Regions from separate parts of the Mus musculus genome. Here all the other regions are linked to region 1. The links are chromatin loops, found by intact Hi-C in ENCODE. Cell type or tissue: left cerebral cortex. All regions are shown on one strand. Links, peaks and the distances in the headings refer to the core of each region. The heading gives the core; the rest is flanking DNA.

Region 1 (5,009 bases), core at 1,085-3,584:
AGATGATGTTTTGAGAATGAACCAATCAGATGAGAGACAAGTTAACCAATCAGATGAGAGACAAGTTAACCAATCAGATGAGAGACAAGTTAACCAATCAGATGTAGACATGTAAATGAGGTGGTAAGCATAACCCATGCATAACCAATCCGGGTGTGAGACACGCCTCTCCTAGGCCTATATAAGCAGCACCAGTTCTGGGCTTGGGGTCTCTTCACCTCTGCAATCAAGCTCTCCCAATAAACGTGTGTGGAAGGATCCTGTTGTAGCGTCATTCTTGCTGGCTAGTCAGGCGCGCGCAAGAAAAAATGATTTTCCCCCTTAGGTGTTACTGGTAAAAACTTTAAACATTCTTCCAAAGCTTGGAAGACACTGGAGCCGTACTGGTCCAAATGACTACCATGTATGAAAGTATGAAAGCCCCCAGAAACACTACAATCAATGTTCATGGATGAATTGAGAATAGGGAATGGTATATTTGTTTAAATATGTCTCAAAAAGTTATTTAAACACTAATAAAAAACTGATGACATAAAAAGTTTTGTGGAGAAACACTCACAGTAGCAGGAAAACCTTGAAAACTTTATGATTTTCTTCAAGTGTTTTTTTTTTTTCTGTACACATAGTTTTTTTGATTGAATAATGGTGACATCATATCTTAACCATCTTTCATGCTATAATATCTTGGTCAAACCATTATTCATTGTCCAAGTAACATTCTACCAAGCACATTAAAAACTGAAAATATGCTTAGACTTTTCTTTATAATCATTTATTTGCTTATTATAGTTCAAAAATAAAAATAAAAAATAAAAAATAAAATAAAAATTTAAAAAGTAAAAAGTAAAAATAAATAAATAAATAAATAAATAATGCTAGGAAAAACATCTTAATGTCTAGTCTATGGTCTTACTCAAAATGAAGAATTATTAAAGTAAGACAAGCTTCTAACAGTGAAAGTATTTGCTCAAACATATAAATATATGTGTGTTTACATAAGTGCTTATATACATACACATGTTCTTACACAGGATATAGAGCACATAGTCTTATAGAATAGTGTTGTATATATACACATAAATGTAGAGTTAGGGGAGAAAATGGAATCAACTTGCTCTCCTGCCAGAAATATTTAAACTTTAGTGGAACCATTGCAAACATTTTGTGGGTTTTTATTTTTCTCACCTCATTTATTTGGCTAAAAATGGGGTGTTACCTAACTCTTTTTAAAAATCTTATTTAGTTAAATATTTATTTAAATATATTATGGATGATTTTCCTTTTGCTATTGATTTACCAAGACATAAAATAAATAAAGATTACATACACATAAAAACAATAACCTCAATAGCTTTTCAAAAAGGAACACAAACTTTGAGTCTAATGGCTTTGAATTATTAAAGCACAGAAAATAATGAACTTTTCTGAAGATATTTACAGAATGTTTTTTAGTATAATCTTTAATTCAGTGTCATGATCATTTAAGAAAAGTGGATAATAGTGGGAGGAAAGCAGAGTTTTGTTTTTGTTTAAGAAAAAAGTAAGATAGAAAGCCAAGCTACGTGTGGTTCCCATGTAGCTACAAATGTGTAATCCCTGAATTTAAGAGGTAGACGTTGGAAGATCCTGTGTTTGAAACTAGCATGCACAACAAAAGTGAGATTTGGTTGATTTTGAAACACTAAATAAAGATCAAGATAAGAAACAGCATTTTGTACAAAGAATATACACTGAAGAAAATATTAAAGGAAGATATAAAGTGGTCAGGGACAGTTTGAGAAGAGGAAAGAGATCACTGTGAGGCAAAGGTAGGAGGAAGGTAGGTGATGAACAGAGAGCATGACATACATACATATACATATATATATATATAAATGTATATACATATATAGTCACAAGTAAACCCATTATATTGTACAATGAATATTCTCCAATTATCAAAAACTATACAATAAACATTATTTAATTACTTTTTAACAAACCTTTACTTCATAATAAATGAGAAAAAGATGTACTTGGGTCCCATGTGCCGTGGATCCTTGATGACCACTGCTGTCCAATGCTGACTTGAGCTCAGAAGCCTAGGACCTAAGACCATAAAAACCTAAGACTATAAAAACCTAAGATCATAGAAAATTTTCCATGCATGTGTTTGTACATATAAACAATGGGTTAATTAATTAAGGTGAAAGGTTCTGTTACAGAATTAAGCTCAGGGAATGAAGAGGAGAGTGGTTCCTGATAGTGTAACAAATTTATACTGGGTTTTCTGTTGAAACTCCATCATAAACATCTGATCTACAGTGGTTCCACTTAATAAAGATTTCTACACAGCTAGCCCCTTGGTTGGTGCTGCCTAATTGCACTTGCATGAGGAAAAAGTATGTTTCTATCTGTTGGGAACCACAACAAAGCACACAATTATTTTATTTTTATTTGTATCTTAGGAATATTTTAAAGAGAATGTTTCTCTTTGTTCAAAGGGATTCACCAGAATGCTCTTATTTTCTAATTTTTATGGCATTAATGTGGCATGCCATTCTTGGCAGGGAACTGTAGGTGTTGCTGCAGCCACATTGCTGGGAAAGCTAGGCTAGGCTGCAATTCTGTGGCTTCTTACAGTTCTATTTTAGCCTTGTCCTCTCCCTCCCACTCAAATTCTGTCCCTTCATGTATTTGGCTATGTCACATCCTCCAGACTTTCACACTAAATATACTCTTAGCAAGGAGGAGCAGAATTTGCTGATGAGTCACTGTCTCCAAAGACTCATTGCTTTGGTGGACAGCTCATAGATGGGAATCATTCCAGCCAGACAGAGGAGTAGAGCGAGCAGGAGTTAGTCCATTGTGTTCTGCAAAAACAGCCGAGGCAGGGCAGAAGTAGGAGGTTTCAGAGCACACTGAGGCATATGCACATATTATACTTAATAAATTTTGGTGAAGGAGAGTGTCCTATTAAGATTATACTTCAAGTTCAGAAATTGTATTCATGGCTTGTGTAGGAGGTCAGGCTCTTTGTTTTCTTTCATGTTGGAGTTGTTATCCTTTGACCAGTTCTCTGAGCATAATTTGTTTCCAGTCCCTTTGTTCTATGAGTGAAAAGGTCAAGGCCTTTTGACATGGCATGAGCATTCAGTGCACCAGGGGAAACTTCACCAGCAGTGCTGGACTTAAAACAACTTCCGAGCAAGCAGAGTCAAACACAGGAAGTGTTGTTCCAACCCCCAGAGGGTACCGGCTTTGTTGATGAGCCAACTTACATCGTGTTGAATTGTTGAATTGCTAAGTGCCGCTGCTATCTTGAATGAACAGATATAGCAATGACTCCAGACCCAGATGAGGAATTTGTAGGCATGAGATAGCAACATCACTCTCCTGAAGTGTCCCCTACAGGAATCTAAATACAGAGTGGCTATTTTCTTAAGTAGGAAAAGTTCCATCTCAGGTCCCCATAGTACAATCCATGCTAAATGATTCTCCAAATGAACAAATACTGCCTTGATGAGACAGTAAATTTAGTGAGAGAAATAATCAACCAGAAATGCAGAAAAAATGTGACTTTTTAATAAACGGTCTAACCAAGGAGTGAATTACACATTCAATTTCGTATACACAAGACCTTTTTACTGTTATTAAGTTAGTTCAGAAAATATTGACCTATTCAAAATGGCATTGGAAACATTTTTATTCACATAGTCTATGTAAATTTTAAGTGTACTATGAATTAAATGTTACTTTACTCATCTGAAATAATGTTCGAACTTTGTCTCACATATTAATTGAGGAAAAAAAAAAGATGAACTGTTTTGTATAAGGTCATTCAGGAAATTTAAAACAGTACCACATTTAATTTCCTAAATCGTTGGCTTTCTGAATCTTTTAAATGAGTGAATTTTAATGTATACTAAAGTACTTCTGAGTCTCAAAAATATGAACATTTCATACAGCCATTCTCCATGTGAAAATAGAGATATTCTGGAACACAAACACACAACAACAACCTTTTTTCTTTACTTCCAGACTTCTTCTTGTTTTTGCTTCATCGATGAGGTCTTACTATATTGCCCTCCTAAACAGCCTAAGACTCACAATGTAGACCAAGTAAGCCTCCAGTTGTCAGAGCTCTGCATGCCTTGTCTGCCAGGTGCTAAGATTAAAAGCATATGTCCTTATGCTAAAACACACCAAACATTTCTATATAATCAAAACCAATGCAAAACAGACAAAATATTAATGCAGTCCAGAGAAGAATCCCAAACAAATAAGTATGCAGAGTGTAGCCCCTTGCTTTCAGATAGTTGGGATACATGGATGGTAGTCCCCACCCTGCTTATTTGTTGGCTGCTTGTTATCTTGAATGTGACTGTCCTCATCTGTAAGTGGATATGATAAGATCTGCCCTCGCTCAGGAATGCTATGGACATCAAATAGAACTATGAACACAAAAGAACCTATAAAGAATTCTGTAAACTGTAAAGTGCAGCCTAGATTCTGTTAGAGATTGTAGTCAAGGGACTATTGTTCACATGAAAGAAAGTGGAAGGAAGCCAAAGAATCAGTAGCTGTCATAAATTGAGTCCTTCATTTATATTACTAGCCTTGATGAAAATCATGAATGTTGTCATCTGAACAGTTTATATTGAGAAATTTAGACAAATTTTCATTATAATTTCAAGAGATTCACTGACCACTTGAAGCTTATATATTTAGAGCGCTCACAATTAAAAACACTTGTTTAAAAAAAAGGAAAATATAAGTAATGTGGAAAGTATGTGAGTCCAAGAGTACACTGGGTATATTGGTGAACTGAGCAAGCTGGTGGTTAGGAGTGAGCAAAGAGCTAGTCAGAAATGAGCTAAAAGTAAAATAAAAAACAGGCAGGTTGCTGGTTAACAGTGTCAATGTGTCCTTGTTTAGAAGAGTCAGTAAATACCTGTGTGTGCATGAAGGTTCTTGGAGGACTCTCATTCGTGGAGTGAGAAACTCAGAAAAGTGTGTGATAGAGGGCA
Region 2 (5,009 bases), core at 1,017-3,516, 150 kb before region 1:
TCGGAAAGCTGCAAACATCTGCACTGATTACAATTAAAAACAGTGTAAAAGATTATCACTCCAATTATAGCCTCCTGTTCTAATCAAAATTCAGTCCTGTTCCCAGACAGCGACGGGCGTGACGCCCATATGCTTTTTTCTTTGCACTAGAACCTCCCTGAGTTCTGCTTTTTCTTTAATCAATGAATATGTAAAGCTCTCTTGAATTTATCTTTATCAGAAAGTAGCATCTTACGTCGATATGATTTCAAAGCTTCTGGAACTCTATTTTTCCTTTTCATTTATATGAACCCACTTGTAGAAATAAAAAAAAAAAACACACACTCTATTATTTTAGTCAACAGAGAAGTTTCTGACCTGCCAAGGTTTTTTTAAAGTGATTATTTTAAGAATCTTCATTATCCCACTTCATATTATTATTGTAATATTATCCTCTTCAAAAGATAGAAACCTGCTAGATTTGAAGTATGTTTACATTAAGTCAGTAGTTATTATATAGAAAGAGACTTTTTAGCGAACAAAGTAATGCATCCCATTGTGACACTTGGATACATGCACACCACACCACTCACATGCATCCCTCCCGCATCCCTCCTCACGCTCTTTCACTGATGTTATGAGTTAGTTCTGCTTACATAGAGAATAAAGGAGAATTGTGTCTGTACCAGTTATTAGAAAAATGTCAAAAATGAACATAGTTTTTAAATGGCCAGGTTCCATGAGAAAGTTATATTTAAAAGTAATCTAAAACATCAATCATTAGAAATAATATAATAGATAGATATAATCAGCAAGCATTTCTTGAATTTATAGATATGCATAGATATAGAATATATAGATATAATCAGCAAATATTTTGTGATTAAGATTATGTTGCCATTCAAGATGGAGATAAAAGAGGAAAATAGCATTTTAAGTGACATAATTTTTGCTCTATAGTCTTTTAGAAGGTGAAAATCTAGATTTGGCATCTTTATGCATATTTGTACTATATACTATATTTGCTACATAGTTTGAAAATTAAATCTTAGTTTTGAGGTGAACATCTACTTTAAAATATATGCACCTTTGTTTAAGTTACAAAATGAAAATATGCACATTGATAGAGACTACAACTATGGCAAATGCATCAGAAAATGTTACATTTATGCTTTTAATTTCTGTCTATGATGGAATCATTGACATTGAATATTCCAGTGTATGTACGCCCACGTTTGCAAGACAAAAGTGAGGAAAAATAAGCAACAAAATTATTTTCTGCTGCAATATTACTTGAAATATTTGCAAGTACTTTGTTAGTTTATTAAATTCTTTTAAATAAATATCTGTTTTAATTTAAAGCCTGGACCAGCATTTGAGCACCACTCCACTTTGTATTTCTTACTGATCTCTAACCACTATAAAATCTGTATTGTTCTTATGTCATGAAGCCTTCGAAATATACTGTTTTATGAAAAAGAAAGAGAGAGATAGAGAGAGAGAGAGAGAGAAAGAAAGAAAGAAAGAAAGAAAGAAAGAAAGAAAGAAAGAAAGAAAGAAAGAAAGAGAGAAAGAAAGAAAAGGCTGAGGCTTTCCCGGATAAAAACACTAGTTGCTGACTGAAATCAAAGATTTATTTTACACAATTAGAAATCAGCTTTTTGTGTCCTTAAAAGGCAAATCCTTAGAAACAATAAAACTAATATAAAAATGTATGAATCAATGAGAAATAAAAGAATTCCTAAGCTTTAGAAATAAATCTCAACTAGAAAAGGAAACCAATTGTGCTACAGTATTTGAAAATGATTTATTAGGCAAAGTATAAAGAGCACACCTGGACATAGATGCATATAATGACATTTTAAAACTATTTTGCAAAATGGGAAAAATACTTTAGCTTTCAAAAAATTCAAAGTTCAATACTCTGAGGACTGCTTATAGGGCGGCCGACATCAGAAGAGAAGTCGAGAACATTTTAGGTACTGTGCCTTTCCAAGAAGGAGGAATGTAGTTATTACCGAGGAATTCAGTTATGTACCGTCTTGCTTCTTGACATTTTATATGAGTGGTGGGGAGATGGTTTATTTAAAAGAAAAGTCTCAAAATACCCAAACCAAGGTATGAAAGCAAGTGACGTTTTAATTCTTTCAGAAACTAATGATTAAAACATGCATCTGTGTTTCTTTTCTAAGTGTAATCTAACGGAAAGTAGACTGAAAACAAAAGGAAACTTGAAAAAGAATTGAGGAAAGAAAAAAGGAGGAAAAGAGAGGACCAGAAGAAACAAATTCCACTCAAATTAAAACGGTATCAAAAATTTAGCCAGGTTATTGAAGCTGATGAGATTTTTTTTGTGTCCTAAATTATTTATATGTTTTTTCAACCTCGTGTTTCTTTACTTTTCTTTCTTTTTTGGGTGGTGATGGTGGTGATGGTGGTGATGGTGGTGATGGTTGTGATGGTGGTGATGGTGGTGGTGGAGGTGGTGAGGATGGCTACTCCTCTTTACCAGTTGCTTGAGATCCCCGGGTCTCGGGGAGACTTCTCAGATGACCACTAGATGGCATGAAAGCACTGTATTGGACCTGCTCAGCCGTCCTGCACTGCGCGACATTGGGGGTTTATTCTTTTCAAGCTGGGAGCTCAGTGTTAATCATGTAAGATGCCTTTTCTTTGAGAAAGATCTTTTTGTGTCGCATGACACTTTCCAGGACACAAAGGGAGTATTCTGTCCTCCTTCCACACACACTTAGAAAATGTCGGATTAAATTTGGAATAATAAAAATCATGTCAGTGTTTGCTGGGGTTTCCTGAGAACTTTACTCTCTTCCCTTTGGGGGATAGTGTGCTATTTGTTATGCGGTCTACCTTAATAGGTGGACAGAGCAGTCCCTTCACCACTGTGCCTGCAACAACTGCAGACAAAGTTTGCACATTTGCAGTCATATTTCTTTTTCTTGATTTTTTTTTTTTTTCATCAAAATTTCTCTTGGTTTTTCTTCACTTATGCTGTTAGGGTCTGTCATTAAGGACTAATATGAAATGCTGGATTTCAAACAGCCGTGGCAAAGGAGACAATCCCCTTTAACACTTTCTACCAGCCAGGCAACGCATGTCTTTGTTCTTGCTTCGCAAATACGTTTAAAGTTTTTGCCTGGTCACTGGGCCGCTTTCGTCTTTCCCTCCACACTTGCAGTTGTAGTTTTATATGTGGAACATTTCCTGTTTCCCAAGATACATATCAAATATCTCTCCCTGTTCGTCCACAACAGGAACAATTACCATATCCCTTCAGATGTTATCACTATCTGCCTTCACAAAATGTCCATTGTAGACGATGTTTTGATCTTTGGATAAGTGCCTTAATTTAAAATAATGGCAAAAGGGTAAATTAGGCCTCCATGCTCAACAGCGCATGAATGACAAATCTGTTGTGGTTGGGGTATATTTTTGATATTCCTTTAAACGTCTCATAGCAGATTTACATGGGATCAAAAATGATACTGCGCATTGACAAACTGAAGTGCATAATTTATTTCATGTACTACTGATACTACTATATAACCTACACATTTAATTTTACTTCTAATGGCTTTACAATTTTGATAGATATGAAATCATGTCAGTTTAAAATCTCACAGATCTGAAGTTTGGGGGGGCTGTTTTCAGTATCCACCTTTGTAAAGCTTTTTATCCCGTGTATAGTATCTGAGAATAAGATAATTTGTTGGACATATTTTCTTAGCTTTGATTTTTATAAATTTATCAAAACTACAGATTCTAAGAAGACATCTATATAAAATATTTAGTAAAACAAAGATCCAATGATATAATCATAGCTCTTTAAAATGTAAATATGAGGGGAATCAAGGGGTCCCATGGTGGTAAAACTTTCTGCACAGGCAATGTTGTGTGCAGTATGCTCTCTGGGTGTCTCTAGTTTGAGAAAATTCCACTTCATTTGTGGTGTTAACGTACGGCACGGTTAATAAGTTATGTCTTCAATTTCTCTTATATTTGATTATATCACTTTTAGTTTGGATATAAACCCCAAGTTCTTAGGATTGTTTTAACATAGTGAGTTGCGACTGATCAATAGAAAATCAGAGACAAAAATCAGAAAACAGGACCCCTATACATCCAGAACTGAGATTCCCCTCTTAGGCTGTCAGTGTGATAGGCATACAAGACTGATACCATAGCACATTTTGCTTCTCACTATTGACCATCGAAGATGGTGATCAGCATGCGGTTGCTCTGCTTGGAAACAGACTGGGTGAGCTTTTACCTTGAGGAACTGCTCATTTGGTTCTATTTGAGCTCTTGCAGAAAAATACCTGCTTCTTACAGGTTTTGGGAGGGACATTGCTCCACAAGGGATCAAAATGATTTTAATGGAAACCTTTTTGAAAACATTTCAAAAAATGTTTAACTCTGACTGAGAATGAAGTGGATTCTCTGCCTAGCAAACTCTCTGGGCTCTTGGTTTGATCTCTGCCCTGTAAAGTAACCCTGCCCCCCAAAAGTTCTTTTCAACTTGTATGTAAATGAATTATTCTAACTATTCCACAAAGCAGAGACACTTCCGAGTGTTTGTGGTAGATGAGAGGTAGTTTCAATGACACAGAGTAATACTCTGGCTTATTCTTTTGGCATTCAAAAATGGATATAATTTGCGATATTATTTTATACAAAACAGCCAGAGATAAATATAGAAAAACATTTTGTAAGTGCATTTTTATCTAAATGCAGTAAAGTCCAAATTCAAATTTACTTGGAAGAACACTGAACAGAGTTAGCTATGCATCCTCAATTCCTTTTCTGTAGCACTAACAGGTGCTTGTATAAATACAATCTTAAAATCTATCTTCCAGGCTCTCCTTTGATTAATAGAAGTTAGCTTTTAAAATACGTTTTATTTTGCTTTCTGAAACATGCTTTATATTCGCCCCCTCTTCAAAATAGAGTTGGCTTTTTAGGCAAACAATTCTTTGAATCTAAACCATTTAATAATTGAATTTTCGAATTAA
Region 3 (5,009 bases), core at 1,017-3,516, 250 kb after region 1:
TTCCTCATCACATTACAGCTAGAAAAACAAAAGGCCCACATTATCAAGTTATCTTCCCATGAGACCCTTACCTTGGGAACAAATAGAGAAGTTAACTCCATCACAGTTCCCTGTCTCTACAGCCACATGATATGATTTCTTTCCTGACATCTAGAAGCTTGTTGTTTTCAAATCGCTGTGCATAAATGATTGTAAAACATGAAAAATTATAGTAAAATAATATAATTATATCAAGAATATTTAAGTATTTTTCCACGTGCCTAAATATCTCATAAATTATATTTTCTGGAGAATTACTGCTTCCCACTGCTTCTTCTCCAACCAAATTCCAACCTTAATCTTGAGTTTTATCTCTCAATTTATAGTCATTTTCATGGTGAAACTCAGCTTTTAATGAGCGATCACAAAAGTTACTACCTGTGTTACACAGAACAGTTAAGTTCCACTGAAGCCCAGATCCTCAGCATTCCATGATACACTCAACGGGGAAAACGTTCACTGTTTGGCCTGCCAGCTTTTCAGCAGATGAGATTTGGATTGCACCTCAGAAATGTTGTAGATGCCTTTGAATTACACATTTGTGTCTTATGAGTAATCAGACTTCAAATGTTATATCCACAACTGGTAAGCCTCTACAGTATACTGAAAGTTTTGTGGAAATTTTAAAAATTAAAAAAGAAACTATAGTTGATAGAGGGGCAGAAGGAAACCCTCACAGAGAAGGCAGCTTTAGTGCTGAGCATTGATGCTGGCACTGGCATTCAGGAGGAAATCATAGGGAAGAGAATCCAAGAGGAGGAAATGGCATGTGAAAAGACAGGTATGATAGGGTCTTTTGTGGGTTCATTAAGCAGTCCATGCAGTGTAGGGTGTAAGTCAAACAGAAGGGGTACAGTGCGATTGGTTTCATTCACTACCACTCAAGTTACTTGGAGGATACCACTGTGGAGGAGTGCATTTGGCAGAAAACTATCTGAGAATTTTCTCAGTCTTCTTCTTTTTCACTAAACAAGTACAGACACTAGAAACAACAGCTGTTCACTGTACTTATATCAGGACATAAGTAAGTGACCCAGATCTGGTCCATAAGTTGAAAATGAAAGTCTTGGCAGTTTCCTGGGAAAGTCTTTCTTCCTTGATGAGAAAAGAAGCACAGAGTCGGTTATCTTTCCAGCTATGAAGAAAAGACTTTAGCAATTGCTGAATTGTATCCAAGAGGAAACGTTGGCAGACTCGCAGTTTAGAGCCATGAAAAAAACCACAGAAGTCCTCCATTGTGATTTTGAGATGGAAAGAAAAGTAACTCCCTGTTCCTCAACCTACCCTAAGCTTATTTTTCTTTTGCTTTCATCCAGGAGGAGCTGGTATCAAAGAATAATACAATGATGCTGTTGAAGTAGGAATTTCCAGAATGGTATCAATAAGTCTCAAAGGTCAATGTGCACAGGACAAGTAGAACGTGTCAAATTGATTGAATTCCATGGGTGGACTGGCATCATTGTTCAAAAAAGTTCCTTCAATCTGAAGTTAAGAACCATCAACTTGTAACAAGTAATTTTGCTTTTAACCTTAGCAAATAAAATAAATGTATTTGAGCATATGGGTGAAAACACCTGCGGGGGGAACAGTCTAGCCCAGAATGCTAACCCAGAAGGCAGGCCCAGAATAGAACTACTTTTTTTAAAAACGTGTTAATTTGGTCAATTGAACTTTACCTGTCTATATTATAAAATTTTGTTTTTCAAATGGAAGTGAAGAGTATGAGTGTGGACCAGGTCTTAAACCTGTGAAGATGTGAAGCAAATCTAATGCCTTACATTCTTCAGCAGATGTGGAGACAGCTTTCGTTATGCTTTATCTACAAATGAGTTCTCCAAAATGTCAGCTAAATAAATACAGAAACCATGAGAATAAAGAAGAAGTTGGAGATGGTAAGAGGAGGCAGGAGAACCAGAAGTTCAAGGCAGGCCTCTGCCTGAGCTACATGAGCTAGTTGAAAATCATAGTAGACAAGAGGCTCAAATTTGTTGACTAGCTCCCATGTTTTGACTTGCAAACCGAATGTCAAATTCAACATCACTACAATGCTATGAGGAAAAAGAATCTACAAATTCCACTTGCATAAGAACAAAACCAAGTGCTTTTTCAATTTCAATTTTTAGTATAATAGAATAATGGAAGAATCAATGCATAAATATACTTTTGTGATTGGCATATAAAAATTATTAAACATGCAGAAGGTTATATACAAAGCAACTCAGTGAGTCATGAGCCAAAAATACCTAAATTTTACTGGATCTTTACTGTGTATGGAGAAGGAAAGAACTAAAAGCCTAGAGAATATGACTACAAACAGACAGCAGATGGATGGACAGATGGACAGAGAGAGACACAAGCCAAGGAATAACCAGCCTTAGCTTGGAGAAGGGTTCTGAGGAAGGGGTGTCTGGGAGCAGCAAAACAACTCAAAGTGAAATCATTTGTTCAATTACGGGTTCTGTTCAAGACAGCTTTCAAATCTCTCTCTCTCTCTCTCTCTCTCTCTCACACACACACACCTACTTGAGACAATCTTTTCTTTTTTCAATTTTTTATTAGATATTTTCTTCATTTACATTTCAAATGCTATCCCGAAAGTCCCCTATACCCTCCTCCCCCCACCCCGCTCTGCTCCCCTACCTACCCACTCCTACTTCTTGGCCCTGGTATTCCCCTGTACTGGGGCATATAGAGTTTGCAAGACCAAGGGGCCTCTCTTCCCAATGACGGCCGACTAGGCCATCTTCTGCTACATATGCAACTAGAGACACTAGCTCTGGGGGTACTGGTTAGTTCATATTGTTGTTCCATCTATAGGGTTGCAGACCCTTCAGCTCCTTGGGTACTTTCTCTAGCTTCTTCATTGGGGGTCCTGTGTTCCATCCAATAGATGACTGTGAGCATCCACTTCTGTACTTGCCCGGCACTGGCAAAGCCTCACACGAGACAGCTATTTCAGGGTCCTTTCAGCAAAATCTTGCTGGCATGTGCAATAGGAGACAACCTTTTCTTACTATTGTAAAACAAATCTCTCTGGATAGCTCATCTCTTGCATACCAAAAGCTCAGTCTTTTAATTAGATACCAACTCAGTCATTATCCCAGGTTCCCTTTTGATTATCCCAAGAGTCAGCATTCCTTGACCCCAAACCCTTGATTCTTAGAAAGAAACAACAACCACATTTTTCTTAATTTTGCAAAAGAATTCAGACATCTGCCCTCCTTTGTTAAGCACAGAAAATAAACTAGGTGAAAGGGACCCCACCCAAAAATTATCAATTCTACTGTGCCTGTGCCTGGACTAAAACTCTTTCTGTCAGAGGCTGACCTTGAGCTCAGGAATCTTCCTGCCTTTGTAAGCATAAACAAAATACTTAGCTGGATGGGATCTTGCCCTGTGATCACCAACCCCCAAATCTCCTCTCCTTTAGTATCTTTCTGACAAGCTGGCTCATAGTGCAACTGCCTCTGTCCCTTTAGATCTGTCAAGCTCCTTATATAATTCATATTGCATCCTTATTTTTTGCATAGTTGAGAAATTATATATTTTTGAACTCATAGTTTCAGAGTTCTTTCCCACAGCCTTGAGGGCTATCCTGGAGGTCTCAGCACTTACCATTTTGCTAAGACAAACATACACTTGACACCTGGACTCCTGTTGTTTGTAAATATCATAGAGTAATTAACCTTGGCAAAGAGAACATTCCCTGATAACCTTGGTAGGGAAAATATTTCCTGAAGAAAGAACACAAAGCAAAAAAAAAAAAAAAAAAAAAAGTATACTAAGAAGTTGTCACACAATCCCTGTCATGGCCAAGCCAGATTCAGCAGAGACAGTGAAATAGGGCACATAAAATTTTAAAATCTAACAATATTTGGTGGTATGTATGGTAAGCTGTTAAAATAAGACCTTTACATTTTTTAATTAATTACCTTCTGGTATAACACTGTGGCTTTTAGATTTTCATCCACAATGAATCAATAAGGGTGAGATGGTTAAGAATAAATTTCTCCCAGCAAGTATATTCAAATCTATATTGTTGTCTCATGCAGGAGTATCATAAGAATTTGAAACAGGCAAGAAAGTAATCATTTTTCTTCTACCAGAACTCCTGGGAAACACAGTCCCAGCAATGACAACACTGTTCACTGAAAAAATTCCAGATTACAGTAAAAAAAGCACATTTCACTAGACACACTTTTTAATATTTAAAAAAGATAGACATGTACTTCACTCTGGGAAATTAAAGACTTCTAATTTGTACCAACATCAATGAGATGCTATACTAAGTCTTTCCTTGTGTAAAAAAACAAAATTTTCTGTCATTGTGGTGACTTGAATGAAAATGGCCCTCATTGGCCACATAGAGGAGTACTATTAGAAACTGTGGCCTTGTTAGAGGAAGTGTGTCTCTGAGGGTGGGCTTTAAGGCTTCAAATGTTCAACCCAGATCAAGTGTCTCTTCACCCTGCCTGCTGATCCATATATAGAACTCTCAGCATCTTCTCCAGCACCATTTCTGTCTGAGTGTCACCATGCTTCCCACCATGATGATAATAGATTAAACCTTTAAATTTTAAGCAAGCCACAAATAAATGTTTTCCTTTATATAAGTTGCCACGATCATGGTGTCTCTTCACAGCAACAGAAATTCTAACTAAGACAGAAGTTGATGCCAGGGAGTAGGGTATTGTTCCAGCTGTGAATGGATCACCTATATCAACCTCCCCCAGAAAGAATAGTGGAGTAAGAAGCAGAAAGAATTAAGAGCTAGTAGATGGGGTAAGAACTGTAAGAGGCTAACTTCTGGGCATGGCATGGATGATTCGTCAACTCCCAAAATCTGCAGTAACATGCGCAATATCTTGCATAATATAAAGCTAGTCAAAATTACAGCAAGAATAGGGAAGGAGCCCACAAAGTGCCACCACTAATGCAGGGGCTACTGATATTTGATTGATGCTGAGACA

The links. A loop is a pair of places that touch in the nucleus more often than their neighbours do. Peaks named below come from ENCODE experiments on the same cell type or tissue, not always from the same donor. Only the 100,000 strongest peaks of a DNase experiment are listed, where the experiment ranks them.
Region 2: a loop joins it to region 1, with 2.1 times the contacts of the local background. A loop is called at or near these places in 3 of 42 quality-filtered maps.
Region 3: a loop joins it to region 1, with 8 times the contacts of the local background. A loop is called at or near these places in 4 of 42 quality-filtered maps.

What each region holds. Positions count from the first base shown.
Region 1 is chr13:84,610,889-84,615,897 of GRCm38, reverse strand. All of the region lies in intron 2 of Gm34196 (a long non-coding RNA gene), which reads left to right. Among named protein-coding and RNA genes, the nearest start is that of Gm34246, 62 kb to the left of the region's middle. In left cerebral cortex, for the core only: a CTCF peak has its summit at 2,560; DNase peaks (open chromatin) are centred at 2,702 and 3,197; H3K27ac peaks cover 1,140 bases.
Region 2 is chr13:84,756,263-84,761,271 of GRCm38, reverse strand. The region is part of intron 2 of Gm34196 (a long non-coding RNA gene); the gene reads left to right. Among named protein-coding and RNA genes, the nearest start is that of Gm34246, 83 kb to the right of the region's middle. In left cerebral cortex, for the core only: a CTCF peak has its summit at 2,542 (motif pointing right); DNase peaks (open chromatin) are centred at 1,980, 2,552 and 3,160; H3K4me3 peaks cover 1,606 bases; H3K27ac peaks cover 2,500 bases.
Region 3 is chr13:84,364,417-84,369,425 of GRCm38, reverse strand. No RefSeq gene overlaps it. Among named protein-coding and RNA genes, the nearest start is that of Gm41011, 23 kb to the right of the region's middle. In left cerebral cortex, for the core only: no CTCF peak of the experiment used is centred there; a DNase peak (open chromatin) is centred at 2,369.